Regions from separate parts of the Homo sapiens genome. Here region 2 is linked to region 1. A link is an interaction called in ENCODE POLR2A ChIA-PET data of the cell type or tissue named here. Cell type or tissue: OCI-LY7. All regions are shown on one strand. Each heading gives the region's core, and the rest is flanking DNA. Links, peaks and the distances in the headings are about the cores only. Region 1 overlaps FLI1 (Fli-1 proto-oncogene, ETS transcription factor). Region 2 overlaps FLI1 (Fli-1 proto-oncogene, ETS transcription factor).

Region 1 (15,509 bases), core at 6,842-10,841:
CTCCCCCTCCCACTGAAGTCTTGACTGCAGGAGCCATGGGTGCAGCACAGCAAGGCAGGTGTCAGGGGGTAGTGATATCAGAGCCTGAACGGGGTGAGAAGGGCTTCCGTGTGGCGCGTCCTGATGGGAAGTGTTAGTGCCCAAGTGGAGTAAAGAGAGCATGGGACGCAGGGCGTGCAGCCTGTCCTGGCTGTCAGGGCTACAGCTGGTTGAGGAGGGTTTGCCTGTGGAGGCGTTGCCTGGGTTGGGGCATCAGAGCTTGAACAGGGTGAGAACAACATCCACACAGAGGCACTGCCTGGGGTGGGGTGAGGAGGGTGCCCATGCAGTGGGGTGGCCTGGATGGGAGTTTAGGGCCAATGCAGGGAGATGAACACGTTGCATGGAGGTGAGGGGTGCAGCAGAGATGGAAGACCGGGTGCATGCAGAAGGATTGACAAGGAAGGGCTTATAGGATGTCTAATGGAAACCATTCTTTTCACTGTCAAATAAAGGAATTACAGACACAAAAGGGGAATCAACATCCAGTGTTGGATTAGAAATGAATGCTTCTGAGTGAACTCAGGGTTTCAATATAGATAGGTAGTAGAAATAAATACAGAAATAGATGTATATGCATAGTCATATAGATAGCAGAAATAAATATAGATATAAATGTATAAGCATATACAGTCATGCACTGCATAAAGATGTTTAGGTCCGTGAAAGACCCCATATGCAATGGTGGTGCCACAAGGCTATAAAGGAGGTGAAGAATTCCCATCACCCAGTGACATCGGTGCTCATGCCCTGTGGAAGTGCAATGCAATCTTCATGTCTGTGGTGACGCTGATGTGAACAAACCTACTTCCCTGACGGTCTATGAAAGTCTAGCAGGTGTAGAGTACGTAATTCTTGATAATGATAGTAAACAACTATGTTACTGTTTATGTATCATTACTTTAAAATGATAGATTTTTATCATTATTTTAGAATGATAGATTTTAGATATACGTAGATAATGCCTACTTACATGTTTAGAAAGTTAACTGTAAAACAGCCTCAGGCAGGATATAGGCTAAATATGAATTCATGTCTTCATTTCTAACAAAAATTTCAAGGAGTAAAACGAAATATTTTTTTAAATAAAAACAGTGTATAGAATAAGGATATGAAGATATTTTTATACTGTACAATGTGTTTGTGTTTTAAGTTAAATGTTATTACCAAAGAGTAAAAGAGTTAAAAAATTTAGAACTTTATAAAGAATTACGGTAAGCTAAGGTTAATTTATTATTGAAGAAAGGAAAAGGTTTTGTAGATTTAGCGTAGCCTGAGTGTACAATGTTGACAGAGTCTGCAGTGGTGTGCAGTTATGTCCTAGGCCTTCACATTCACTCACCACTCACTCACTGACTCACCTAGATTAATTTGCAGTCCTGCAAGCTCCATTCATGGTAAGTGCCCTATACAGGTGTACCATTTTTTAACTTTTATCCTCATATTTTTACTGTACCTTTTCCATGTTTAGATACACAAATACTTCCCATTGTATTACAGTCACCTACAGTATTCAGTAGAGTAACATGCCGTGCATGTTTGTAGCCTCGGAGCAATAGGCTGTACCATGTAGCCTAGGTGTGTCATAGGCTGTTCTATCTAGGTGTGTGAAGTACACTCTATGATATTCACAACTGTAAAATCACCTAAGGACACATTTTCCAGAATGTATCCCCGTTATTAAGGAAGGCATGACTGTATATGTATGTATGTACGTGAGTGCATATAGTCACATACATACATACATAATATATGTGTATGTATGTATCTACGTCTATTGCCTGGCTCTGTACACTGAGGGAGCCTGGGAGCAGGGACACCCCATTAGCAATTGGCACATCTATCCCCCAGGTATTGGGTTCTAAATAGCATTTTCCACTAAAAAGAACTAGGAATCCATGAGGAGATGACTAATTCCAGGGCTAGGGCAGAAACTCCAAAATAAGTTGTTGTGCGAGAAAGTAAGGAAGCACTTAAAGACTGATGGGAACATGTCAAAGGAGACAGAAGCCAGCGTGAATATCCTTCCATTGGGACAATGTAATCATTAAAGAACAGATCATATCCACTCAATAAAATAGAGAGCCATGAGTCTTAGAGATATAAATAAATGAATGAATACTTTGCAATTTGATGTTGAATGGGATATTTACATATTTTGAAAGTAAACCTCCGCAAAATACTTATTAATTACAAAGGGTAAAGGAATAACTTTTCAAAGGAGAAGGCTGGGAGGCACCACCTTAAACAAAGAGTGAACTTCATCAATAACGGGATACGTTGAAATGATGTACCATGCAATGGAATACAGGAGAGGAAGGCAGCATGACTTCTGCGATGGTCCTCTCAGAAAAGCCTTGGCTCAATCCAATCGCGAAGAGATACCAGCAATCCCAAATTGGGGAACATTCTACAGAATACCTGACCTGTCATATTCAAAATTGTCACAGACCTGAAAGACCGAGGGAGACTAATGGTAGATGACAGCTATACACAATCAGTGTTTTAGAATGGGAACCTTTTGCTCCAAAAGACTGCAGTGGTGACAATCAGCCAACAGTGCATGGTGCCTCGGGATTACATAGGAGTAATCCGCTTGCATTAGTTATTCGATTCTCTTGATTATACTGGACTATGTAGGAAAAGGTTGTTGTTTAAATGAAATATACCCTTAAGCATTTGGGGTTGATGAAGCATGGTTGGCAAATTTCTCTTAAATGATTCACTAAAAATTGTTCGTCGTACTGTTCTAACTTTTCTGGAAGTTTGTGACTATTTCAAGATTTTACAGTTTTTTAAAAAATCACAATGTATATTCACAATACAGAATAGAATAGAATAGAATAGTGTGGCTTCACTCTATCTTAGATCAGAGAGGAACAGAGACCTGTACAGAGTTTTGAAGGTAAAGAGGAGTTGCCTCTCGATGAAGACAGTAAGACCTTGGCAATAATACCTAGGAAATCTTGCAGTTTCCTAGTTCTTTTCAACATACAGAGCATTTTTATGTACACTATCTTACTTAACTCCAGTGATACTCTTGTACAGTTATTAAATCATCCTCATTTTATAGATGGAAAAATCAAGCTCCGAGCTTGCCGGGCATAAAATCCCAGCTCCCAACCTCTATTTCTTAGCCGATTGAAAAATCCCATCCAACATTGCTGTGAAAGCACATTTTTAGCATTCCTTTATAAAATCTCATTTTATTTGCAACATCCTGCAGCTTGGCCACACGCTCCCCTGGCTTTAGGTGCACACATAGAGCCAAGGAAGGGCAAAAGCCCAAGTGGGGCACTGGGAGGGCCGTGGATGGGGAAAATGCAAAGACTCTCTGGAAAACCCAACTTATTTCTACTTTGCACCCATTTGGAAAATGTCTTTCTGACCACAAAACAAAAATGACCCTGCACTGAACTCCCCAAACAGGGTGCCCACCAGCTACCAAGGACTTAATGAATGTTCTTGAAAAATACTAGCCAATACTAGCAGACAACGATGATTATCCATAAACCTCCTGTACAGCAGTCTACAATGGGTTTTCCACACTGTCGTCCGATGCCTCACAGAAACTCATGCAGGAGGTATAACTCAGGTCCTAGTTAATCGATGAAGACAAGTTACCCAGTAGGTGGAAGGGCCAGCATTTGAACCCAGGGTTTCTGGCATTGTATTCATTTTCATTTGTCTACTCAAATTGCCTCTTTCCTCCCACTAAGAAAACATATGAGTTAACTCAGTTAAAATGCAGAAGGTTAATCTAGCAGTTGTAGGTGAGTGAGTGGTCTCACTGGAAATTTTTCCTGTCTCCCTCTAGAGCTTTTAAGCTGAGTGTAAATTGACTATGTGCTTAGGGATTTACCAGCTCGGACAGACTGAAACAATTAGACAGGAGGCCGCATCAGACTGAGAGAGAGAGACAGATCCCAGGCTTGTGGGCCCACATTCCTTTTAAAACTTCCCTCCCTATCCTTTCTCAACTGGCTGAAACCCTGGAGGTTTGACTGGCTAACCCACTTCCTCTCACAAGTGTCCATCCCCCGGGGGAGCCTGGGATTTGTAGTTTTGGTATCAGCCTGCCTTTCATAATCCCTTAGCGGGACTCCCTGGCTGAGGGCGTGTAGTGTCAGTTTCAGTAGCTTTCTACGTGATGAAATGCCCAATGTGCTTTCTGCAAAACCTGCATTCCTTCCTGAATAACAGCAAAGCTTCTGTATGCTCACCAGAACCCAGTCACTCCCCTGGCCCCCATCCCGGCTCTTATTACCTCTCCCATCCCTGCCCCCACTGATACAAAGCATCCTCTTACCTCGACCCCCTGAGGGCCTTCTGGACACAAGCTCAGTGGTGCTGTTGATGGTGGAGGAACTTCTGAGCAAGGTGTGGGAGTGGGGCTGGGCAGCAGACAGCCATGCTTAAGGGTTGCTTCCCCCAAGCACATTCCCCCAAAGGACACCTTTTCAAGAGTTTTTAAGGCAACAGGTTTACATGATGCTTGTAATGAACAGATATTAGAGGAAATACGGTAAGAATCCAAGTCCACAGAAACCACCTCTCACATGAAGTACTGCATTTTGTTCAGGTTTTTATTTATCCACTAAGCATTGCCTTGGGTTGGCAGTAACTTGGCTTGGGGTGGACAGATGCTGCTTTCCTCCCTTGTGTTCTAGAACCTCCTGATCTCATTTGGTCTAAACTAGCAAACCTTATCTGAGAACCTCTTAATCCATTTCCCTTTGTGTATGTTCATCGCTCACTTGCATGCAGATGTTATTGGTTAAGTAAAATAACAATCTTTTTAAGTGTCATTACATTTTCTAGTGGCTGTTGACTATTAAAAATGTTTTAAAATAACAGATATTGAAAATAGGCCCAGTGTGGTGGCTCACGCCAGTAATCCCAACACTTTGGGAGGTTGAGGTGGAAGGATTGCTTGAAGCCAGGAGTTTGAGACCTGCCTGGGCAACATAGAGATACCCTATCTCCAGAAATAAAATAAAATAAAATAAAATAAAATAAAATAAAATAAAATAAAATAAAATAGAACTTCCTTTGTGTGGGACTCAACAACATTTTTCGACACTGAAAAAAGATGACCTCTGCTATAGACTGACTGTGTCTGTCCCTTCTCCCAAATTCATATGCTGAAACCTAATCCCCAATGTGAAGGTATTTGGAGGTGATTAGGGCATGAGGGTGGAGCACTCAAGAGTGGGATTAATTCCCTTATGAAAGAGACCCCAGAGCATTCCCTTGCTCCTTACACCATATCAGCACACAGTGAGAAGGTTCCCTCTATAAACCAAGGCAAGGGCCCTCACCAGACACTGAATCTGCTGGCACCTTGATCTTGGACTTCCCAGCCTCCAGAACTGTGAGAAATAAAGTCCTGTTTTTATGAGCCACCCAGTCTATGGTAGTTTGTTATAGCAGACCAAATGGACTAAGACGACCTCCTGCTAAAGGACTGTTGGTCAGTGTCCCAAACTGTGGGGAGGAACAGCTTCCATGAGAACCACTTGCAGGCCTGCATGCCCGCTTTGCTTGGCTGGCACTGTTTGTTAGATGGCAGAAACCTCATGGCACAGGCACAGAATGATCCAGCAGGGAAAAGACTGGACTAGCAGACAGGAGGGCAAAGATTCTGTTTGTCCTCTGGGACTAGTCCGCTGCATGCCCTGGAGCCAGCTAGCAAACGTTCAATCTGGGCATTGCAGGGGAATAAATGCCAGTGCCCCCTCTGTACAAATGCTTATGAGGAGAAAATGGTGCCCCAGTCCTGTCAGCCAGTGGGCCAGCTTCTGAGGCATAGGACAAATCACTGTGGAACATATTCAGGGGGCGAGATTTGGCTAAAGCTCTATGACTGTGTAGAGAAGATGAGCCTGAGCCAGTGTTTGAGTAGGACACATAAAGAAAACCTTTAAAAGAATGAACTAATGGGCTGAGCATCTTCTTACAGCACTCAGAAATATATGCCTCCATTTTCCCTAATGAATACTTTGCAGATTTCAAAATTGATGGGGAAATTGCGTGGCTAAGATGGAGATCTGCCAAAGAATTCAGCTAGTTTGTTCTTAAACATACCTGGCCTTCATCATTCCTCTTTCTATGCTTGGGCCACTAATACCAAGTTTTAATTTTCTCCTTTCTTGGAAGTCACTAGAAATCCAGTACATGCATACACTTTTTTCACTAAAGACCAACATCTTTGTTTTGAGAGTTAATAGCAGAGGATATTCAATATAGAGAAAATAGGAGGAAAAGAGTAGAATTTCAGTTTCAATTTATTTTTATATCACCATTTAAAATGTTCTATTTTGTATTTGTTTTCTAATATGAAGAATAATGTAACAGTTTGTATATATGATTTATAAATCAATGTGCATATGTTGAGAATATGTGCTTTACACATCTTTTTAAATGGCAGGGTGCAAGATTAAAAAAAAACTGGAGACAAATGTTCCGAAACACATCCCATTTCATTTAGGTAGACATGTTGTCTAGAAGGTACTTAGTGTTACCCTAAGAAGGTTCTAGGGTTACCAATGCTGTGAGTCTAATTCCTTGCAAATCAAGGACTTCCCAGGTCTCACTCTTTTCATTGTAAAATAGAGAAAATGAAAATAAGCTACCTAACAGTGAAGGAACTGGAGGCAAGTTTCTTCCTTGGGAAGAAAAATGACCTTAAAAATCTGCATGAGCCATAAAGTCCTGGTCTGAGACCTGAAGGAAGCAGGGCGCTTATTCTTTGCTGGAGTGGCAGAAGGTGGCCGTCTGGGTCTGAAGTGCCCAGGGGAGGCTGCAGAGTTAAATCTCACAGACCAGTCTGGATAGACCAGCTCGCTTTGCTCCAGTCCTTACATACAGGTTTATCCATGGCCTTAGCTGCTGTTTTATAAAACCCTTTTAGGCTGGAGGAAGATTTAAATAACACACACAAAAACACTACAAACATCATCAACAACAATGAAAAACCACACTGATTTTTTACCTTCTGCTGTACTGCAGTAGGTACATTCGAAAAATTCTTGATAGTGCAAGAAGTAAATAGGAAAGTTCCCCAGGGAAAACCCTTTGACCTAACGGGGGCGGTAAATAAGAAAACTGTCCTCAGCACTGAGAGAAGGAACCATTTATTTAGTCAAATTATTTTACAACATGGTCTTCTTTGACAGTTGTCAGCTTAACACTTAATATAGTTAAAAAAGTCAACAATTACCTGCAAAATTATATATATTTTAATGTCTAAAAATATGTTGCTTATATAGAGCAGGAAAATCCCTCCTCTCCACAAGGGAAAGTTTCGTTGTTTTTCCCAGAGCTGTGATTATTGCAGTACTGTTACACGCATTTCCAAAGCATTAAAGATCTAAATGGATTATCTTTTCCCTGCTTGTGTATGCCTGTTAAATAACTGTACCAGTGCTTTGCTTTCTCATAAGTCAGTGACTTAAACAGCCCTGTTTCCTTTTCAGCTATAGGCATATTATGCTTTTTAAAAACCAGCTATAAAAACATACAGACAGCCCAAATGTACAGATTGAAAAAAGATGTACAAATTACATTAAAAAAAATAACAGCGATTGATTCGATAGTAAAACTGCTTTTGTGACCGAGGTCAACTCGTTTATTTATTCTTAATTTTTAATTATTTATTTTTAATACTGTGAGATATAGGAAAATAACTCTGCATAATTTATACAGTAAGTTGCCTTCTGATTGGTTGGCCCTGGTCTGATGGTCTGACAAGCGCACAGCACTTGCGAATCTGCTTGAGTTTAGAAATCCCTACAACTTTTCCAAGTTCTGGGACCACTGTCATCATTTAAAAAAAAAAAAAAATTAGTAATTTAATTCCCCGTCTTTCAGGAATGTATGTATTTGCATTAAAATTTCTTAGTTCATATCTTGACTATTTCTAGAGAGAGTGGTCAGCTGAGTGCATACTGTCCACTGAGAGGGATTCTGCAATGCCCTTGGCGTCTTAAACACACAAACCTTCTTTCCATCAAATTCCAGTTGGGTGAAAACTTCACTGGCCTTACAATCAATGTTCCAGTTGCCATCCACTGAATTTGGTCCTCCTAAAATTAGATTATAAGCTTCCCACCTCTATTTGTCACTAAATCTCAAACCAGAACATGACGGGTTAAGTCCATGATTCTGTGTCATACTGAACCCCGTGTATTGACAAGAAACTGCTTTGGTCATAAAAACATAAAGAAAACGTACAGCTTCTTTCTCAGAACCATGACTTAACCATTCCAGTAATCTTAATATGCAACTCACAAGATGCTAGGAGACTGAGAATTCAAACTGGCATACTGGCCCATGGAATTATTCATCTCTTTGTTCAGGTAGAGGAAGCAAAAGTTACCAACATTAAAAAAAATGTTTTTAAAGAACAAATACAAAGGTTCTATCCAACAAGAAAGAACATCCAGTTTTGTCTTCCCTTCAAGGCCACATATGTCCTGTTGAGTCCAAAGCATCCAGTAAGTGTGCAGGATGGGCTTCAGCTAGAAGGCCACTGATGAGTAAGCTTCTAGTAGTAGCTGCCTAAGTGTGAAGGCACGTGGGTGTTAGGATGGCGGGGGACGTTGGGGTTGGGGTAGATTCCCCCCGTGGGGGAGGTCCAGTATTGTGATGCGGCTCCAAAGAAGCTGGAGGAAGTGACAGGCATGGAGGATGGATGGGGAGGGACAAAGTTCACCTTCTGCTGGTGGGCATGGTAGGAAGGCATGTAGGAGATGTCAGAAGGGTACTTGTACATGGACGACTCGGTCGGATGTGGCTGCAGAGCCTGGGCAATGCCGTGGAAGTCAAATTTGTAAGCATATCTTTTGCCGTGCACTTTGGTCATAATGTTTTTATCATAGTAATAACGGAGGGCCCGGCTCAGCTTGTCGTAATTCATGTTGGGCTTGCTTTTCCGCTCGCCCCAGCGCCTGGCCACCTCATCGGGGTCCGTCATTTTGAACTCCCCGTTGGTCCCCTCCCAGGTGATACAGCTGGCGTTGGCGCTGTCGGAGAGCAGCTCCAGGAGGAATTGCCACAGCTGGATCTGCCCGCTTCCTGCACGCCGTGAGGCAAACGGGAGAGAACAGAACACCTCAGCCCAGAGAAGGCAGAACCCAGTTCCCTAAATGCAGGGAGCTTCTCATCCTTTTAAAGAAACCTTTTGTTTCCTTCGACATTGGGATCGACTTGACAAGCCCTTCTTATGTCATTGTTGATTTGCCTTTCTGCTTGCCTTGGAGATGGGTATAATAAGCGAGGTTAGATCCTAAGATGCTTTGCCCCAAGGCCTGGTAAATGGAATGTGGGAAGTGAGGTGCAAACTCTGCCCAGAACTAGCTGTGTGATCTTGGGTGAGCCATATCCCCCCTCAATCCCTTTGGCAAGGCTTTTGAATCTCTTCATCTAGAAAGGCCTGAATCACTGACTGATCTCTAATTAGTGGTCATGTCCCCCAGGGAATTCCCTGTCAGCAATAAAAAGTCAGGGGCAAGGCATGACTGTGGGAGTCATTGGGAGAAGCTGCGCCATGAGCTTTAGCTTTTGGATGGACAGGACCTGGATTGGCCCTTGGCAGGCCCAGAGCTTGGCTTGCAGCTCTAAGTTCTACAGAGAACTTGTGCAGAGAGAAAAATACCCAGAATATGCTGGGTGGCTGCTTTCTCCTCTGGCAGTAATGACCAGGCACTAAGGAATGGGTAGGCAGAGTCCCTGGGATGGGAAGGTGAGTGGGCCACACTGCGACAAGGGCCTGCTAGCTCCCAATCTCGATGGACTTGGTTTAGAAGGACCCTCTTGAGAGTTATTTTTGATACTAAATCTTTAAAGTACAAGGTCAAATTGACTATATCTGCAACTTTTCCAGGACACATCTCTTTTATAAGGCCAGATAACTTGGCAACACTTTCTAAAATCACAAATAAAACCCTTTGGAATATTTATGAACTTGTGCCTGGCATGCGGGAGACAACTGAGAGCTGAGTGGAGTTGTCTTCTTTTCTTTCTTGCCCATTTTCTCTGATTGAAACGCCTACCTACCTGTGCCACTTATTACTCATCTACACCTAAGTGCACATGTGCAGTGCTGATGTGTTTATTCCTAGAAGTATCCTCAGCTAACCAACCTTGACACCTCATAACAAGCCCTGACCTGTTGTTCACATGCTCCAGAAACAGACATTGAACATTTCAAGGAAAGACGTGCATGTTACTCCCCACTCAGGTGTCTGGACTTAGGACAGAAGTCTCTGTGATTTCACAAAGCTACGAAACATTCTGGCAAAAAAGGCTTGCAGGCCAAGGTAAACTCACCAGGGTTGGCTAGGCGACTGCTGGTCGGGCCCAGGATCTGATACGGATCTAAGGAAATAAAAAAGGAAATTTGCTTCAGTGTTTTTAAAAAATATGACAACCGTACCAACCATAAGAAAACCATAAGGGTTTATACTTTTATTTCAAGATCACAGGAAAGACTGATTTCAGAAAACTTTACTGCTTTTATTTGCAGATCTCAAAGATCTTGATGACATTTGTGGTCTTCATCTCAATAATTACAGAAAGAACAAAGAATAGGAACAGGATTACTTTTTCTTATTTTGGCATCTAAAATGTGCAGATTATGTTGTCATTACCCAAAGCAAAACAAAGAAAACATTTGGAAAGGAACTGGATAATATTCAATGATACAACGGACAGCTGACTCCATGGGCTTAAAGCAGGTCTCATGGTTACTGGTCTTTAATAACTCTACCTAATACTAACAACATTATTAATCTGTTTTTTTTTTTAAATGTAGCATGAAAAACACATGCCTAGAAACCAAGCAGCCTGGGTTTTAGCAGCAGCTATGTGATAAACAAATAACTTGTTGGACAATTTCTGGGAATCAGTTTTCTCATCTGACAAATGAGTGGGTTGGGCTACTGGATTCCTCAGTTTTCTTCTAGTATAACACTCTGTGATTTGAAATGTCACACAAGCCAGAAATGTCAGCACAAACCAGAGTGTACATTTTAGCTATAAAATGACTATTCTTAAAATCTCACTTTCCTCAAAACGTATGTGTTTATTTAGCCATGAAAAAGTCTTTGCAATACTGGTTTAGGTGAGAGGTTTATCTCCTTTTTTGTTAGTTGAGGAAATCATGGTAGAGAGCTGGGTCTCGACTTGGCAAAATTGTCATGTATTTTGTAAAATTTTGCTATTTTTCAACTATAATTGCAGTTTTAAAAATATCACTATGATTTTTGGGTTTCTACTTAGAACCATAAATTACCTTCAAAAGTCCTTAAGCCCATTGAGACCATCTTTTCTCATCCACATCATTAATATGATAATTATTTTTGGCAGGTGATGACTAATGCATAATTTTGTTGTTATTGGACAGTCTTTAAAACTCTCTACATCTGACTTATGATCCACAGTCAGCAAATTTTTTCTTAACCTTCCAGGTGAAATGTCAGTTGATTTTCTCTTGCTCTGCCTTCTGTGGAGATGGGGAACAATGTTTGCCTACCCCAAAGCAAATGACTTGTTCAGAACTTCATCTCAGCTGCATCACATAAGAAGATAGAGAGAGGAGCTGGGGCTTGGGCACAGCAGCTGTCTTCAGATATGCAAAGGATTTCGGAGGAAGCAGGAGGAAGGCTTCTCCAGAAGGAAAAGCTTGAGTGGAAATTCCAGGAGGCAGACTTTGGGTCAGATAGTGGAACTGAGCCCAGCTAGAAAGTCAACGCCCTGTTTTACTACAAGCACAAGTAAGGTAGAGGTGAGGGTAGGATAGACCCAGAAATCTCCAAGTTCCTCTCCAATACGGAGTCTCCAGGTCCATGGCTTTCAAAGTTCCTCTGCCTTAATTGTTAAGCCAACTCATCACAGGATGGGGATATTTCTGAAAGTAAGGTTTGGTGAAGCATAAAAGGCTTGGACAGGAATTTGGGGGATCTGGGATTGTAGCCCTATTTCTTTCATTAACCAGCTGTATGGTTTTTAGCAAGTCACTTCACCTCCCCGGGCCTCAGTTTCTTTATTGAACAAAATAAAGCATTGGAATAGTTCATCTTCAAGTTCTTTCACCTTTGATATTTAACAAGTCTCTACTTGATGTCAGTACCTGTTACTTCATTCACAGGACTATTAGGGTCAAAGATAGACCCTCTTTGAGAGAAATAAGAGAAAACATATGTGGTATATTGTTTAAACCCTCCATCAGTTGACCATGTGAAATCAACAACTGTGCAGGAAGCAAAGGAGAGATTACATATCCTGGGCAGGTACCTGGCTGGGGCCGTTGCTCTGTATTCTTACTGATCGTTTGTGCCCCTCCAAGGGGAGGACCTGTGGCAAGAGGGAAAGAAATGCAGTGAGTAGGACCCAGCTCCCCGAGGGGAGCAAGACGTCTTGACAGATGTGCTTTCTCACTCATTCCTTCGCCCACTCTCCACTGACTCATTTATTCATCTTATTTTAGAAACATTTACCTAGAATCTACTATGTGCTGGCCCTGTTCTCCAGGCTGGAGATTCAGGAATGAACAAGCAGTTCCTGGTAGAACTCGCATTCCAATGGGAGAGACAATAATAAACACATTTTTAAATTCTTAAAATTTTGTCTTTGCTTAAATGTCACCTTTTCATTTTCAAATTTTTAAAAAGTAAACTAACAGTATAGCATCACTGATGGTACTGAGGCTGTGGATTTCATTTTCAAATCGGAAAGTTAGAGAAGTCCTTACTGAGAAAGTGACATCTGAGCAAAGATCAGCTGCTTCCTGGTGTCCCTGTCTTGTGAGTTTCCTCCTTGGTATCTCTCACACACCCCTTCCATTCCCATGATCACTTCTGCATCACAGATCTGTATTGCTTCTTGCATGGTTTCTGGCTTAGTCTGACTGGTGTCCTCATTACTCTTCTGTCTCCCCACAACCCACCATACACGCCAGTGTTCAAAACCTTAGTGACTCTTCATTGCCTAAAGAACTAAGGCATATCTTCATAGCATCATTTACAATTCTGTTTCTTACCTTTCCAGACTTCTTCTGCATCACACATCCTAAGCTCCAGGAACCTGAGGTCCTCACTGACTGTCAGACATGCCAAGCTCATGTCTTCCCCAGCCCATATCGCCACAGGTCCAAATCCTGCCTCTCCTTCCAGAGCTAACTCAAGTGCTACCAGGTCCACAAAGCCTTCCTTGATACCAACCAGAAGAAAGGAGTTCTGTGTGTGCTTGATTTCTCTCTCCCGCTTATGGGACCAGTGCATGTCTGATTCATCTTTGTGAATCTTATATTGCCAAATGTCATGTGCAGAGTAAGTAAATAATTAATACACATAATTGGAAGGGGTCTTGGTTATTGTTTGGGCATTAATTTGTAACCCCAACCTCTTTCTTGAAAGAATTCCCTTTACCACCTGTTCATGTGCTTCATATTTTGCTTCCTAGGCATGGCAAGTTTGATTTCTGGTACAGGAGTTCATGAGTCATTCTTGCCCCTTATTCTCTTACTGGGGGATATTGGGTAGACTTCGACATGTCATCATCTCACCACTTGGTGGAGAACCTGATGTCCCAGACCCCCCGGCATCTCCTCATCAGGGACAGAAGATAACCTGTTGAGGAGATGGCAGGGTTCTGAGACATCAATTTCTCCACCAAGTGGTGAGATGATGATATGAGGAAATCTACCCAGTATCAAGGGGAATGGGGAAATTGGTACGACTTAGCCTCAACAGTTACGGGAGCAAAATTATAGAGAGTCATTATCTTGATTTAAATAACAAAAGCAAAACCCAGTGACAGTGACCATTCATTGGTACAGAACCTTGTCTCAAGAAAACCTTCAAATTTCCCATGTTCTAAAACCGAGCGCAATAAAACAAAACTCAAAAATCTAAACGAAAATCCCATATCATCTTTCAAGGACTGGTATCATGGAAAGGCCCTAAATTGGCAAATAATTTTGATGTCTACTCAAAAAGCAGGGAAACAAATGCTTGCTGCTCTCCTGTGTCTCATGATCCTGTTCTCCAATCCTGTCCTCAGAAACATGCTTTCCTCCAAAGAACTATAAAACATTTACTTACTTTTGTTGAGGCCAGAATTCATGTTATTGCCCCAAGCTCCTCTTCTGACTGAGTCATAAGAAGGGTCTAATGAACAATAACAAATAGGGGTACATTAGCATCGCCTGCTTCTCAGAAAAGTTGCATGAGCATTATCTGTAGTGATCAGGAGAAATAAAATTCAATTCAGCAATGGCTTTTAAAGCATCCCTAAATTCTGGAAGTGTACTCACCCCCTGGGGTTGGAATATTAACACTCTGACTTTCAGAAGATTGTAGTCTTATCTGGGAGCCAAAGTAATGGGAAGAACCCTGAATGTGAAGTCAGAGGATTGGTTCAAGTTCTCTTCCTGACACTCTTTGTTGTGAAACCTGGGATGAATCAAAAGTCTCCTCTGGGCTTCAATTTTAATACGGAAATAAAAATTTATGTTTTATCTACCTTATGGGGTTGTGGAAATGATCAGATGAGATAACATATGGAAAAGCACCTTATGAAGCGTTCTACAAATATAAACTGACACAAGGTTAGACATTTCTTAAATGTCCATAGTTCTGTAGCAAAATCCTTCAAGCAGCTCTGAAGAGCAGGCAAGGTCTGGATTGGGTGAAAGGCCCATAAGAAGAGTGTCTCAAAGCCCATGGCCATGACATTCCTGGGGGCCGACTCCAGTCCCTGATTTCAGCACATGGATGATGTGGGATGACATCACAGCGGTGGGAGCACATTCCAGGCTCTCTGAGGGCTCTCGGGCTTTTCTATTGATAGTGGAGAGGGCTGGGCTGATGACCACAGAGAAAGGGAAGAGGCCAGAAATGTGGCTGGGAAAGGGGCTGGATCAGGAAATGAGAGGTTGGAGACCTGCTCCCCACCTGGGCATGACTAAGGGCTTGCTTCTCAGTTGTCTTGGAGAATACTCCTCAAATCGAACTTTTGTGATCGTAACCCCTTTCTTGAAAGATTCCACATGCTTCCATAAATGTGTTGAGAAATTGCTTAACTAACTAGCTGGAAACTTCTTCCTTCCCTTTCTCTTGGTATGAGTCCCATTGAGACATTGAGCAGGAATAGCAGAGGAGCTTGAGGATACAGAATTATGACCTTCAAAGTTATTCCATGAACAACAAAGAAACCATAAAAACCATCCGAACAAATGGAGCACAAACCTCATCAAACAACAGAGTCTGACGGGGTGAAACACAACCATGCCCTTCAGCCCCTTCTGAGCCTCTCAAACAAATTAGAATAAGAGTTGGGAAGACGGATGGACTCTGATTGCCTGGCCTCATTGTTTCTGGCTAAGAAGATCCAAAAGACAGGGACACTTTTTTTGTGGAAAAATCCACGTGCAGATGCACATTCCTCAAGGCTCTGGAAAAGCCCGT
Region 2 (15,509 bases), core at 5,825-9,824, 88 kb after region 1:
GGCAATGGAAGCATGCAGGATTTCTGTGAGCCTCTAAATACAGCCCATTGGGAAAACCATTCATTCCATAGATTGAGTTTCCCTTGAAAATCATTAATTAGTCTTTGCTTCTCCCTAATACATTTCCCTGGCAAATAAATAAATACACCCCTTCGTGGTGTATCCATCACGCAGCCCTTGGTGTAGCTCTCCCAAGATCCCAAGAGGCAGAGACAAAAGGAGTGGGTGTCAGGGCTTGAAGGGCCCAGCACCACAGACCACCTTTGTTCTCAAAGGGAAGCCTTCAAAAAGAAATGAAAACATGTGTCTGTTCCAGAGCCCTTCTTTACTGCTTTGGAAGTGACTTTCTGGGACTGCCAGTGTATTTATCAGCATTCTAGAATAGAATGCATGTTCTTGATACTGAGCCTGACTTTAGTAGCACCGATTTGCTCCTTACCCAGCTCTTCTCCCTATTGAGTAAGCACAGAAATGAATAGGATGAGCAGCGCAGCTACTGAGAGGCTGACCCACAAAGGTGAGCGTAAACGTGTGGCCTACACCCGCAGTCTGGGTGACCTCAGCCAATTAGGAAACCTCTTTGAGATTCCAGTTTTCATCTGTAAAATAGGGTTGTGAGGATGGAATGAGAGGATATAAGTAAAGTTTTTAACACAGTACACACTTAACAAATGCACAATACAAGGTAGGCATAGTCAAGGTGGTGATAATATACAAATCAGAGTGGGACTTGAGAACAGAAAGAATCCAGATTTCAAGATTTTCGACTTTTCTGTTTCCTGAAACTTCCCTTGCTAACTCAGTTGGCTAGCTCTGGCAACATGAATGAACTTTGTGTTCTGATATTAGAAATGTTTCAAGGTCAAATGCCAGATCAACATAGTTTCCTCAGAGCACTCCCTAACACAGGGCCACTTAATCAACATGGTGCCTAAAAGGTGCAGTTCTTCTGTTCTGAAAAGGCATTAAAGTTATAGAATTGCATTTTGAAAAAATAAGCATCTCTTTAGCAAAAATCATTCTGGAGAACAAGGTCAAAATGCTTCCCATCTCCACAGTCCCACCAGCCAGTACCTGGGACATGCTCTTCCAGCCTGGTTCTCAAGAACCGGGCTCTTGGAATGGGGAAGGAGAGGTGAATGATCTGGTTGCCATCCTTTTAAAAAGGGGTGACAGGTATGTGCATTGATTTAGTGTACATGACGACTGGTAAAAGGACACCAAAGGGAGCAAAAGGGGACCTCAGTTGTCCTGAGTCCTGAGTTCATTCTGGAGCCTGCTTGGTGCACTCGTGTTTCCCCCGGGCAGTGCCATATGCCTCACATACCTCCACTCTGATCCTTTTCTTTTCCCACCTCTTTAAATGCAAAGCATCGCCAACCATTGTTCAGTCTCATCACTGAAAGCTGAACACACAGTGGCAGAGGCCAAAGCCTGTGGCTGTGTGTGCCTGAGATTAAGACTTTTATCTGATCTTTGACAACTTGCAGAGGAAATCCTGTTCCAAAACTCACAGCCCTGAGAGAAGGGTTGCCAGCAGTTCTTCCCTCCCACCTGTGAGATAAATCAGGGCACTTGAAATGCGAACATGGTTGATAAATATAATAAGCTTGCCTCCTCTCGCTCCATTAATCTCTCCCCCTACCTTTTTTCTTTGAACCATGGAGCACAACAAAGTCTCTTGGCAGAGCCGGGCTGGGAGTCCTTTGTGTTGCCCTCGTACACATCCGATTACAAAGCAGAGGTGCCTAGCAGAAGAATCCCTGCAGCTGAAACTCAAATGACCGTCCTGTCTTTAGGATTCACGCAGGAGCTCAGCCAGCTCTTTCTAAACCGAGGCAGACACGGGTAGCTGTGTCATATCTGTGTAGACCCAAAGTGGTTCTCAACTCCTTGAGTCAAAGAACATCAGGCAGAAGGGTGTGTCTCTGGCGGTTGGAGTAGAGGTTGCAAAAAGTTGTAGGTTCCTCTCATTTCCTTCACCCCACCCTTGGCTAGGGGACTAATTGAATGTGGTTAGTTCTAGATGGTTCATCATATCCCTGGACTTGATGTAGCCAAGGCAGGTTTACCTGATACTCAGGTACAGCTGGGATGCCCACCAGGGCAAATGGGGAGTGCAAATGAGAATTTCTGTGCCTGAAGGGAAGAATCCCAATACAGAACGCACTGGAACGTTTGCCTTGACTCTGCTCCTTGTTTGGCTTCCCTTACTGCAAAACAGGAGTGGCTCTGGTCACAAGGACACTCAGGGCATACTGGGTGCCCAAGGGGAATGGACAAGAGAAGGCATAGAACCTGCCTCAGGGAGATTTTACTCACAGGGGCCACTGCAGTTATGGAAGAAATGTTGTTCAAAAAGTGTCCAAGCGTCAACACGCAGGAGCACCACCAGCAGCAGGCCAGAGAGGGCGGTCCAGCTCCAGAGGTGACACAGCTAAGAGGTGCGGCCTCTGCCGCAGCACCCTCATTGCGCAGCAAAGGGACACACAGGTGATTACTAAGCTCTTTTTGGCTCTGGCGTCCCATGGTTCTGTGACAGCCTCTGCCAGATAGTTCATTAAGGATGAGGCCAGACCCTCCCTGCTGCCTCCCAAAGGGAATCCGGAAGTGCACTGCCTAGGCCAAGGCATGCCCATGTCCTGGCCGCTCCACCTGCGTGGTGAGCTGGGTGGAGACAGCGTTAGCCCCCGGCCTGCTGCACTATCAGACTCCATGGCATTTGGGGCTGCACCCTGTGATTCCTCTTAAAGCGGAGCTACTCTGCTGAAGGCCCAAGGGAGAGGGCCACGTTTTGTGTTTTGTTTTGTTTCAGCTTGTGAGGAAAATGAACTTGCTAGTCAGTATGGAACTGGCCTGAGGGGAAGTGGGTCAGGGAGGGAAGCTTTACTTCTGGCCGGTGTGGGACAGAGAAGAGAGCAGGAATGCCTGCTCTTCTCCCCGCTTTAACTCCTTACCTCTCCACTTAGACAAAGCTAGGTCAGACATAGAGGACAGGTGCCTCTTTTGCTCTGAGATGGGCTGTGGTTGTGGGACAGGGTGGCTGGATGCAGTGGTGTGCTGGAACTGGCTCATGAGGTTCCTGAGAGCCAGTTGCACGCATCTCTTCTCAACTGCATGCCCAGTGGGAGCTTGAAGCTGGGCATCATGAAATAAGTGCAAATTACACAAACCTGGAGAGCCAGTTGTTAAGTGTTTATGAACACATGTGGCTGAATGCACCTCCTTCTCAATCAGATGGGACTTAAATCTATGTACCAAGGTCTTGGGCTGCAGCAAGTCAGCCTTTGAAGCTGATACATCAGCCCTTTCCGCAACCACTACTCTAGACCTGGCCCTTGGGCTCTGTCCAGGTCCTGGCTGCCTGCATCTCACGGAAAGGTTGAAACAGGGCCTGACTTGCTGAGATCAGCATCTAGACCACCCAACTCCTTACACTCTTCCTCTTGAGGACTTAAAGTGGCTTGCTATCGCTGGTTTTCTAATCCATAAGCTATAAAGTATATACATAATACTAGCCATTATTGATTTAGGAGCTACTGTTTGCCAGGTATGGAACTAAGGACTTTGCGTAAGTTATCTCGTTTCATTCTCACCATAGCCTTATGAAATAATTTCCTCATTTTATAGTTCAGGAAGGTGAGGCTTGGGAGGTTACCCAGCTTATAAGTGGCAGAGCTAAGATCTCAACTCAGATCTGATTCTGAAGTGTGCTCCTTCCAAAATCTACATTCTTTCAACTACGGACATGCCTATTACTAATACAGAAGAGGATTCTCCCTCTTTGAAAATATATCCAAATATTAACGCCAGGCAGGACCTTCAAGAGTGGCACAGCTCCCAGGGCCACCATGCAATCAGTATTGCCCTTCCCAAAGACACAGCACCCTCCCCTGCAGAACACACTTCCTCTTCCCCCCTCTGCCCCAGCCGTTGTCCCTCCCCTCCTTCAGAACTTAACTTCCTCCTTGAAGCGTTCTGTCATTAACCCCATTCCGTTTTGATCACTTCACTAACTTTGCTTCTCCTCAAATACTTATAATATTCACATAGATTTCTGCTGCCCTGTTTTTACAACCGTGTCCTCTGGCTGTCCTTCATTAAGCTGCACCTATGGGCAAAGCACCCCAAGACACTTGTTCCACTGTGGTCTCTGGGGCTTGGCCTCCTCTGTCTCTGTCTGTGGGCCTATGGATGGCCTGCCTTTCCTATACAAAAGAGGGCACCGCCCAACTATCTAGCCAAGTGACTCAAGTATCCACTTTGTTCTGGCCAGAGGCCATTGGTATGGAGCTTAGGCGGGGGTGGGGGTAGGGGGGTGGGAGGGTGGCAGGAGAAATAGCCAGGCTGGTTAGTGTCCCTCCAGGAACTCTCCTTCTCCAGTCTTCATCTTTGATGACACCTGAGGATTTCCTCTGTCCAGCCTTGGGGCCAGGCAGGACCCTCATTCTCTCCAAGTGGATCTTCCCTTGGGCTTCCCGGTTGCACCCCCAGCCCCCTGCACCCCTGGATTGAGTTGTAGGTTGAAACTAGCCATAGAGTAGGAGTCTGGGGCTGGGTTGGGGCAGCGTCTTAATGTGTAATCGGGAGTGTTCTGAAAGGTGAGCCTACACAGGGGAGCATGGGTGGGTGTCAGCTTCAGGGGAGGGCAGGGGGGCTGAGCCAGCGGTTGGGGGAGATTTATGTCTGCCAGTCATGCTTCAGAAGCTTCTGAGTGGATGGAGAGGGGAGACCGGACCTCGGGGGTTCTGGAAGAAGACTCAGTAATGTGATAGTAGCAGCTGGTCTGATTTGCATCTGGGAAGCTGAATTTTTCAGAGGGCTCAGCTGAAGCACGGAGCCATTCCAGAGAGGCCTCCCCTGGCCAGCCAGGATCTGGACTCCTCAGTCCCCTCCGGCTTCTCTTCTGCCTTGTCCTTGTCCCCTACTGTCCCCATGCCCAGGACACATTTGAATTCCTCCTCACTGTCAAGAGCCAGCTGTGATCTCACACTGCCTGCTTCTGCCCTGAACGTTGACAGGCTTTTTCTCCTGCACGGACTGCCACTTTTAGACTGGCACACAGTTTTCACAAGACGGGGTTTTGTGGTTTGGGTTTTTTTTTCCCTTCATAAGTTTGCAGCTGCTAGTTTTGAAACCACCAGCCCTGAGGCAACTCAGACACACACACACACACACAAACACACACACACAGAGAGAGAGAGAGAGGGAGAGAGAATGAAAGAAAGGATGATGAGATGTCTTTTTAGAAATCATTTATTACATTCCAAAGGTCCTTCCTTCATCTTGCAGTCAGGCTTCAGTTGGTGAAAGGTTCCTAGACACATTTAAGGGTTTGTGGGCATTTGCGGGCACTTGAGCATTGGGGTAGTTCTCATGAGGTGTGCCTCCCATGCTGGGTCCCTGGCTGCCTGAGGCTGACAGGTGAGTGGTGAGGGGCCAAGACTTTTGGTTATGATCTGAAGTGGACCGGCCGGCCGCCTTATGTCCTGCTTGAATGTGTGTGCATGTGGATGCACTGACATGTGCAGGTTGGAGGCAGGAGAAAGGGGAGGAAGCGGGAGATACAGGAAGACCTTGATTGAGTTTCTGAGAATTATGCAAGAATCACCTTCAGGCTCACCTAACAGGTCCCTTTGCCTATGCAGCCATATATCTTTAGCTGAACACAGACTTGAGGCTAGAAGAGCCCAAAATAAACTGAAATCAGAACAAACTACTCATCTTCAGCTCTCCCCTCACCCTCACACATCCACTGGTACTTGTGGTGGTCAATTATAGTTTTTATCGAAACTACGAGAACACCTAGAGTCTCAGCCTAGCATCCTCCCCCTGGACAGAGCATGGGGGACTATCAAGAGGCCACGCTGTCAGCCCCATTCTGGGTGGCTTTTATGCCGTCTCTTTGCTGGCATTCTTACTGAACCCCATCATTCTCTGCAGGCTTAATCAAACACTTTGGCCAGTGGGAGGAGAGAGAATCGTAGTGATATTACCAAGGAAGGGAAATGAGGAATGACTGGGCCTCCTAAATAAGGCCTGCTTTGACCTGAGAGTGAAGAAACAAATCTGGGACACTGGGAATCTCTACCTCCATAAACCCTTGTGCCTCTCCTAGAACCATGCACCCATTTAGATCCCGTATCAAGACGATGTGTGCTCTTGTTTCTCCTCACCCTTTCTCACCACTCATTCCTTACCAAACTTATTTAGGGTCCCATGAGGCTCAGGCAGTGTAGGCAGGAGGGCTTGGGATAGATTTTTCTTTGTATCATCCATACTCGATTCAGTGAGTGTTCTGCATGTGGTAGACACTCTATAAGTGCTTATTTAACTCAATTGAACAAAATGTGAGTTGTCACATCCTCTTCTGGAAACCTGCACTGATTTTCCCATCATTGACAACAGAAAACCCAAATTCCCTATAGCCTGGCACAATAGGCTTTCTGGGGTCAGGCCTCACCTGTGTCCTGCCTCCTCACCTGCTGCCCCATATCCGTGGCACTCTCACTGGCCTGGCACCATCCCATGTTCACACCCTTTCCGTGCTGGTCCCTCTCCCTGGAATACCCTGTCTGGTAAATTCTGAGTCATGTTCAAAATCAACTCCAGGCCAGGCACGGTGGCTCATGCCTGTAATCCCAGCACTTTGGGAGGCCAAGGCGGGTGGATCACCTGAGGTAAAGAGTTCGAGACCAGCCTGCCCAACATGGTGAAACCCCATCTCTACTAAAAATACAAACAACTTAGCCTGGAGTGGTGGTGGGCACCTGTAATCCCAGCTACTCAGGAGGCTGAGGCAGGAGAATTGCTTGAACCTGGGAGGCAGAGGTTACAGTGAGCCCAGATGGCGCCACTATACTCCAGCCTGAGCGACAAGAGTGAAACTCCGTCTCAAAAAAAAAAAAAAAAAAAAAAAAAATCAACTCCATTGTTCCTCCTCCTCTATAAATCTGTTCCTGACTCTGTTGGGTCTTTCCAGTAGAGCTGGTTGCTCCTGTGGTTGGGTTTTTGTGATGTTTTGCACCTAGCACCATGAAAGCACTTGTTTTTAGTGTGAGTGTTCATTTACACCTCTTTCCTTCAGAGGATCTTAAATTCATCAAAGACAGGGACCATGTCTTATGCATAATTGCATTCTCAATTTGGCACACTGCCCAGGATAGTAGGTATTCAATAAAGGATGATTACATTAATGAAAGAACAAATGGGTTGCATTGATCTACTTTTGGAATCTCAAGCAGGGTTTTTCTATACCTATCCTCCTTCTTCCCCTTTCTTTCCCATATGTCACTGCTTCATGGGGCTCAGCACATATATGGCAGCAGGAATGCACCTCTTTTATTTCTTTTTCTGGAATGTCTCCATCCTTGTGCACAAATTTCCTAAGATTACCCATAGTGTTCCTGCTCACCATGCTTCTTGGGTTTCTGATGTTTGCAAAGACATTGACTCATCACCTGGAGACGTAGACACCCATGGAGATGGGCCTTCCTGCACCACAATGTACCTCCTCCATGAAGCCCTCCTACATGAGTCCAAGCCCACAGGGAGCTTCCATCCCGCCTACACTGCCTGAGCCCCCACTTGCTCCTCTCTTCTCTTTAATTGTGCCATGGTGCCAGCTGTCATGTTGTTATGGAGTGAGTGTTTGTGTCCCTCCCCAGACTCATACATTAAATCCTAACGGACAATGTGATGGTATAGGAGGTGGGATCTTCAGGGGGTGATTTGATCGTGGAGGTGGAGCCTTCAGAGCGGGATTAGTACCCTAATAAAGAGGACCCAAGAGAGCTAGCTTGCCCTCTTTCTACCACGCAGATACACAGTGAGGAAGACAGCCCTCACTAGAACCCGATCATGCTGGCACTCTGATCTCAGACTCCTGGCCTCCAGAACTGTGAGAGATAAGCATTCACTGTTGATGAGCCACCCAGTTATGGGACTCCATTACAGCAGCCTGAACAGCTAGAACAGGGATATTTTTCCTCCCGATTGTTTGGATTCTCCCCCACCCCGCGGTTCCCAGAGCTCGATAGGAGAATGACTGCACGAGGTGTTTCCGCACGGCTTTTCTGCACACTGGCCTCCATCCCTCATTCCCCAGGCTCTGTGCTTTCCCAAAGGGACTTTACCTCATCTGAGTAGCTCCTGATCTAGCAATATTAATCCACCACATCTCAAGGACTGTCATTTTTGTTATAGAATACATCTTTGATAATTTATACATTTTTGGAAGATAGTTGCACTTTCCTGTGGAGGTCACGCAAATCTCTTGGTTCAAATACAGGTTAAAAATGGTAAGATTCTCCCCAGCAGACAAAGCTGCATTGCCTGAAGTCTGAGCAAGCAAATCCTGCAGTGTTTGCTGGCACTCTGGGCAGTGGGCACAGCAGGAATGGCATTGTGAGGGCCACCTCTGGCTAAGCAGCCAAGGTGTCCATAATCACCAAACTGGCATCTCCAGGCTGCTCTGCTCCTTGCCTGAACATCCTCCTCCTGCCCTTCTCCCTTCTCCGAGAAGCATCCCTTGACCTTGTCAGCTTTTCCTCTGCTTTCTCCCCTTCCTCTCCTCCATACCCTGTCAAAATGTTTCAGGTTTTCCATATTCCCAGGACCTTGCTAGGCTCAGCCATATAGTAAATGTCATATAGTCGTGTGTCAAATGTCATATGGTTAAGTCACGTCAGGGGGTAACTTTTACATTTTTACATGAACCTCCTGGACGTTCAAAGGAGTGAACCCATGGCAAGGATTTCAGGCAGACAGAAACGTGATGGAGGTTTCTGCGGGGTGGGTCTTTTGGAGCATCCTACCATACTACCTGGGCTGCCTCCCTCTAAGACCAGCTGCAGACAGACAGGAGAAGCATTCCCACTACTCAAGATGACCAGGGAGCCTCTGACTCTAGCCACTTAGTGGGGCCTTCTTAGGCAGGAAGAGGAGGGAAGCAGATCCCTCAAATTAATACCTGGCCTGAGTCACTGGGCTTGGGATTCAGAGTTTGGAAAGTCACCCAAATGCCTTCATTCCCAAACCTGACCTTCTAGAGAGCCTGGAGCGGGCAAGCTTCAGATTCATTTGTGTCAACATGTTGTTTGGTTAATGTAGCTGAGCATCTAGGCCCATTTTCTTAGAAACAGGAAATCCCAGAGTGCCAAGAGTAAACATCCCAGCCCCCAAAGGTTTGGGTTCATGTAGGAACTCCCTGACCACAAGGGTCTGTGGGTCTGTGTGCTTGAGCCAGGCATGCTCTTGCACCCATAATTGATCTTGTATAAAGAGATGGTCTCTCTACAGCTCAGCAGCTGGACTGTGAGACTGAACCATGCTTGAGGCTGGTTGGGAATAGGCTAAGGACAGGGTCACAATTTCAAACATAAAGCAAAAATGTATTAGGGCCTTTTATAACTTGACAGGCATCTCCCCTGCAATCCCCACCACAGACTCTTCAATTCTAGTTTCTTCTCTTTTTATTCTTTGTTTCTTCTGTGACAGCAGGGACCTCGTCTGTCTTCGCCTCCATTCTTCCATCCCTATATTCTACACCGTGCTGAGAATAGGAGGTGCCAAGTACAGGCTGGCGGAATGAATGAATGATTGAGTGGATGGCACCATGTGAATCAAGGCAGCAGAAGAAGGCATCCCTGAAGGGCTTGACCATTCCAGCTGTCTGTGGTGCATCCTACAGGGGTGAGCTCCACATAGTTACTAGTCTTAAGGGGCTCACAGAGAATTAATTCTCTCTCACGAACTTGCCAGCCCCTAGTTGGCAAGGACAGATTCTCCAGAAGCTTCTCTGGATTAGTTGAGAGAGCTCAGGTTAGCTGGGGCTGGAGGAGAAAACACTGGCTGTGCAGAACTTGACTGGGTGGAGGGGGAAGGGCCGGGGGTGGCCAGAGGCGGCTTCTGTTGCACAGAGGTCCGGCTTGCTCGCCAGACAAAGAGCCCTCAGAAAGCACCTTCCCCACCTCCGCCACACACAGAGAAGGCGCAGAGGGCCTGGCCTCTTTCTTACAAGGAGCCCGGCTGACCCTGTTGCTGTGAGGGGCAGAAAGAGAGGCAGGCAGCTGCTTGGAGACGCGGGAGTCACTGAGCAGGGCCCGCGGAGTCTGACAACGGAAGAAAAGAGGCAACCCTTCTATTATTAGTGGCTGCTTTCCACGTATGTGTAAATCAGACAGCCTATGCAAAAAGAGGCCTCCTGGTAGCAGGAAATTCAGAGTTGTGGGTGTCTTTGTGCTATCAGATCGGGCCCTGGGCTTGCCTGCAATCCGGTCTTGGACGGGCTTCCATCTGGGCTGCATTAAGAGGCACAAGGAGGTGAGCGAAGGCCCGGCTTGGCCTCCCCACCCCCCAGTGTTTCTGGTTTTATGACTCTAGGGGGACTTTGTGACTTTTTAAACATCGTCTTTTCAGCATTTCACGTGGGCTCCTTTTTAGAGCCTATACTGAAGATTTTATGAAAATACAAAAGAGATAAGGCTGCGTCTGTTACAAAATGCCATCCCAGGTCCAGAAGCTGGGCATAACTAAAATAATATATACTATTCCAGAGCCCAGGACTTGACTTCCGTGTTTAGTGGTTTGCTGTACTTCCATCAGAAGTAGTGATATAGTGTAATATTTAATGATACAGGAACATGGCCGTAATTTAATATAAAGAGAATAAAAGGAGGTTACAAAGCAATATGATTCTGGCTAGATAAAATAATACATATATGTCTATATATTTGCATTATAAAGACCGGAAGGAAGGGCACCAAAATATGAATCGGCTGCTTTCTGTATTGTGAGACTATGCGTGCTTTTACATTCTTATTTTGAAATTTTCTATACGTTTTAAATTTTATACAAGGATGAAGTGACACTTCTGCAATCATTATTTTAAAGAACTTAAACGATGCACGTAATGAGTTTTAAAAAAAAGTAAGCCAAGAAACAGAGAAGAAGTAGTAGCACCTGCAGGATGGGCTTACTAACTTAGTCCTGTTTCTCAGCAGCCTTGGGTGGGTTTTCCATGTCCCTTGTCTCCCATGGCCCTGACTCCCTCTCCTCCCTTTTTCCTTGCCCTGCATAGCTCTTGTCCATTTCAGCCGGTGACTCCATGCTGCTGGAGCACCTTGCTTTCTCACAGCACTGACCTGCCCAGCGCCTTGCCCTTGCTTGTCCCAGGAAAGCAAATGAGGCCCCAGAAACATGAGTAGACGGGATGAATGTAATTCAGCTCCCAAAATTTGCAGTAAGTCTCCGTTGCCCTTCAAGTCCACCAGAGATCGTGCCAGTCCTTAGAGCTTAGACTGAATGCAGAGCCCTCGCTGTCTTTGTATAATGCACTCTTTGACAGCTAATTAGGTGGATTTCAGCAACTTCACAATGTCACATCTATCAGAGGCAGGCAGCCTGAGACTCCCAGGGGAACTTATTCAAGCTATAAGTAAATAAATATTACAGATTTTACACACACACACACACACACACACACACACACACACACACGGGAAAAGGGGAGAAAGAGTACACACACACGCAGACCATTTTGTCCTCACAACATTACGAACTGTTTTTTTTTTTTTTAATCTAACTGATGAGGAAACTGAGACTCTGACAGGTCCAGTCACATGGCCGGAAATGGCAGAGCTAGAATTTGAACAGGGTCCTGCCTGTCTCCAAAGCCTGGACTCTCCACCAAAATGCCTTCCCCTCTCCCATACTGCAATCCAGGCAGGCCACTGTGGGTGTAGTGAGTCCCAAAGCTCCGTAATTACAGGGTTCAACTCTGCCTCCAGAATAACCATGACAAAATTTGTGGAAATGTTCACAACAGCTCTTTACTTCCAGGTTCTGAGATCAGAAACGGAAGTTTCAAAATACCGAAAGTTCGTTTATGTTGAACATAGTGCTTAGGCTAAAAGCAGGAAGTCCAAGAAAGCCTGATCTCATGAGATTTTTTCAGCCCAATTTGGATCCACATCTGCACTTCTGGATTTTCCACTGAGTCTAACCTCAGCTGCTCTGCTGGTCTCACCGAGTCTGCACCTCCAGCATGGGGCACAGATAAATAACACAGTCGACTGCTATTCACTAAGATTTACCCAGGGATTGGCCTCTTGAAAAGTAGTGAGCTTGGACAGGCAGTAGAAAGGAACAATTGAAATTTGAAAAATAGGCATTTCTTTTCATAAAGCTAAAAAAACCCAAACCAAAACAAACAAAACTCTAAACAATAACTCATCCAAATAATGGTCTTGCTGTTGTCTCCAGGTGCAGGAAACAAGTGAAAAAGAATCTTACCACCTACTCCTTCCCGCCCCAGTCCTGGTTTCTCCATTGGTCAGTATCCGGCCAGCAGAGGGGAGGAGAAGGCAGTGGCACTTAGTGGTGTGCCTTGGGCTGCCAGCTCTGGGGGAGCCTCTGAATGTTGGGGAGACTCATTCCCGTATCCCCACTCCCATAGCTTGAGGCACTTTGGAAAGCAAGTTTCTCATGTTGCAGATGAGGAAACTAAGGTTAGGAGAAGTGGAAGGATTTGCTCAGACCACACACATCTAGTGACGGCAGGAGCTGGGATTAGAACCCAAATCCACAAAGATGTGGCCTCTTTTTTGAATCATAATAGCTGCCCTGCCTACCTCTCAGCATTTGAATGGATTAACGGACATGATAGGGTTTGCAAATGACAAACATAAAGTAAGTGTTAGTTGCTGTATCTTGACATATTCCAGGTAGTGGCTCAGTTAGTCTTGCTGGTGCTGTATTTAATTTGGGTCCCATTCCAAGTGTAGAGTTTTCTGGGGATGCCATTATCTATGAGGCTTCTCTGCCAGGAGGGCTCAGAGGCCCCCAAGGGAACACTCCCTATACACACAACATCCCCAGCAACACCTTAGAGATCCTTTTGGGAACATCTGGAGGACTTCTGGATCACAAAGATCTACAGTGCACTGTGGTGTGAGCTCCTCTATTCAGGGACTAGAACTCATTCTTTTGAAGCACAATTTCAAATCAGCCACACCCAACTGCAACAGTCCAGGAGAGGTAGTAGACCACATCTTAGAGCCACCCCTTTTCAACTTCAGGCACCCAGGCATGCAGGGGTTACTGACTTGCTTTGTAAACCTGTTCAAACTAGGTGCAAAGTGGATGTAGCATGACACATTTAGCAGATGTATGGCCTGGAGTGAATGATTTAACTTCTCTGAGCCTCAGTTTCCTCATCAGAATGTGGTAATTGCAATATATACTCCTGGGTTGGCAAGGGAAGTAAAGGGGATGTTTATAAACCGCCTGGCATGCACACAAACAAAGGCACTTCCTGCCTGCCCTGCAGTCCCAAACTGCCCTTTGGGGTAGACCCTCAGCACCTACATGCCTTAGAAACAGCATCCCTGGGCTCCAGAAGGACCTCCAGAATCTGGAAGAGCAAGTCCTTAAATCTTGCCATATACTATTTCGTTTTCAAGGAATTTCTTACAGGTAGCAAGTATGAAATAAATGTCACACGATAGCAAAACCATCATGCGTGTGCTTTTCTATTAGTGAGGTCCTCCTGGGAATCTCCTCTCTCCTTACACAGGTCCAGTGAGGCCTCCTTAGCCCCATCACAGGTGTGCATTCTTGGCTGGGTGCTCTGGGTTGTGATGCACTTGGAGCAGGGGTGAGGAGGGTAATCTCCCCATCGCTTGAAGCTGAAGTGGGAGGAAGCAAGGCCTTTCATGTGGCAGGGTCAGGCATTCTCCCCAGAGCAGCGTGTGCCCCGGAAGCCAAGCCGGTAGGACCAAGCAGAAGCCGCCACTGCTTCCTCCCTACCTTGGAAAATTACACAGCATGCCACTTTGCCTGCTGGCTGCCAGGCAGATGCCCTGCTGCTTTCTGAAGCTGTCCTACCTCCTTAGGATGAAAACAGCAATGTGCCCATGCCCACAGTGACGAGCATGCCCTGCCTTCTTCCTCCTCCCTGCACTGGAAAAAGTACAGGGTCTGTAAACAAGTCATTAGATTCAAGATCCTGCCCAATTTAGACTCTTTGTCTCAGTTTTCTCCAGAGTAAACTGGCGGTCACACCCACTCAAACCAAGCAAAGCCCAGAAGGAATGCAGAGCCCTGTGGCCAGGCTCACCGCAGCTGACCCTGAGATGCCCAGAGCTCCAGCCCTCCTGGACTGGGAGAGGAGAGTGGGAAGCCCAGAGCACTCCATTCCATCAGGAGCAGAGCAGCGGCTCTGATGGGCACACGGCTAAGATCCCAGTGTCTAGGTTCAAGTCCCCAAAGCAGCTTTTACTTTTGGAACTAGCTCTCCAAACTATCAAAAATCAAAAATCCACCTCCTTTGAAGTCTGGCAAGAAAACCCCCACGATCAGCTTCTCTTTATTCCTGTACTTCCCGTACAGGCAGGCTTCTAGAAAACAGAGGTTGGAGAAAATGAAAGTCAATGCCAAATACTAACCAGACAGAAGAATAACTGCTTTTCCCCACAGCACCCCCACCCCCAGCTCTGGCATTATGGGCTGGGGAACTGGGCCCCTCTCCTGCTGCTGAGGATCTGTTTATTTTGCACTCCATAAAGGGAAACCAGGCCCTTTTCTGACATTTTGGCTTGGAGGGGGTGGGGAGAGAAGGAGGTCCAGAATTTAAACTCAAAACCAGATCAACTTCTCTAAATCTCCTGGTGCTTTTGCTATGATTCCTAAATGGGCTGCATTGTATGAATCAGGCTTTTTACTCCCCCAGCCAATGTGCCTCCATTTCTAACAGTCTGGCTCCTAACCCTACCAATGCCATAAACTGCCATGACCCCTTATTGACTTCTAACCATGCAAATGCTTCCCCAGATGAAATTAAGGACAGGCATACTCACAGGCAGCTTGGCAGCTCTCCCTGCCTCTCCTGCAGGGAAATCTGTGCCTACATCACAAACCTTGCTCTCCTTAGTGGATGGTGGCTTCCTTTAAACAATACAACAGGGAATTTCCTTTGTCCTGGAAATGTTCCACTTGTCATTAATGTTATCCTTATCAGCAGACCACAATGCAACCAGGAGAGGCCCCAGCATGCTCAGGACTCGTGGGGTATCATTGCAAAATGTTTTCTTCATTTTTTTTCCTCTGCCTTGAATTCAAAGCATGACCTTTACGGGTGGAATTCAATCAGGTCATCTCTCAGATTCCCCAGTGGGAAAATAAAAGTGGCACAAGCAAAGCCTATTGTTTCCATTGCAAGAAGGTAGAAATGCTGTTTTCTCTCTAGATCATCCAACTAAATGAGGTGGGATGGGGGATACGGAGATAATAAAATGACCCTTACAAATTGAGATCTTATTAATAAAATATAGCCTCGGTCCTGGTAGTCCCATGGAAGTTGCACAGCAGGGGCTCTGCAAATGTCATTGACTCCTCAACTTTTTCAGTCCTTCACCATGGCTTTCACTATTTTTAATGCAATTCATTTCTATTTGGACAAGTTTGAGAATAAATTTTTGTTTTCTTTAAACAACAGGCAAGCAATACGT

Evidence for each region. Peaks named below come from ENCODE experiments on the same cell type or tissue, not always from the same donor. Only the 100,000 strongest peaks of a DNase experiment are listed, where the experiment ranks them.
Region 2: POLR2A ChIA-PET joins it to region 1 with 25 read pairs; 2 of 35 experiments call an interaction of 5 or more read pairs at or near these places.

Annotation. Positions count from the first base shown.
Region 1 is chr11:128,804,067-128,819,575 of GRCh38, reverse strand. FLI1 (Fli-1 proto-oncogene, ETS transcription factor) reads right to left here. Exons shown (of 9, transcript NM_002017.5): 6 at 14,145-14,210; 7 at 12,337-12,396; 8 at 10,372-10,419; 9 at 6,309-9,117. The coding sequence ends at 8,588. Among named protein-coding and RNA genes, the nearest start is that of KCNJ1, 55 kb to the left of the region's middle. RefSeq lists enhancers at 1-214, 4,001-4,110. In OCI-LY7, for the core only: no CTCF peak of the experiment used is centred there; no DNase peak of the experiment used is centred there.
Region 2 is chr11:128,715,347-128,730,855 of GRCh38, reverse strand. The region is part of intron 1 of FLI1 (Fli-1 proto-oncogene, ETS transcription factor); the gene reads right to left. Among named protein-coding and RNA genes, the nearest start is that of SENCR, 27 kb to the right of the region's middle. RefSeq lists enhancers at 3,887-3,946, 3,967-4,066, 4,091-4,590, 4,837-5,006, 5,047-5,126 and 5 more. In OCI-LY7, for the core only: no CTCF peak of the experiment used is centred there; no DNase peak of the experiment used is centred there; H3K4me3 peaks cover 1,695 bases; H3K27ac peaks cover 4,000 bases.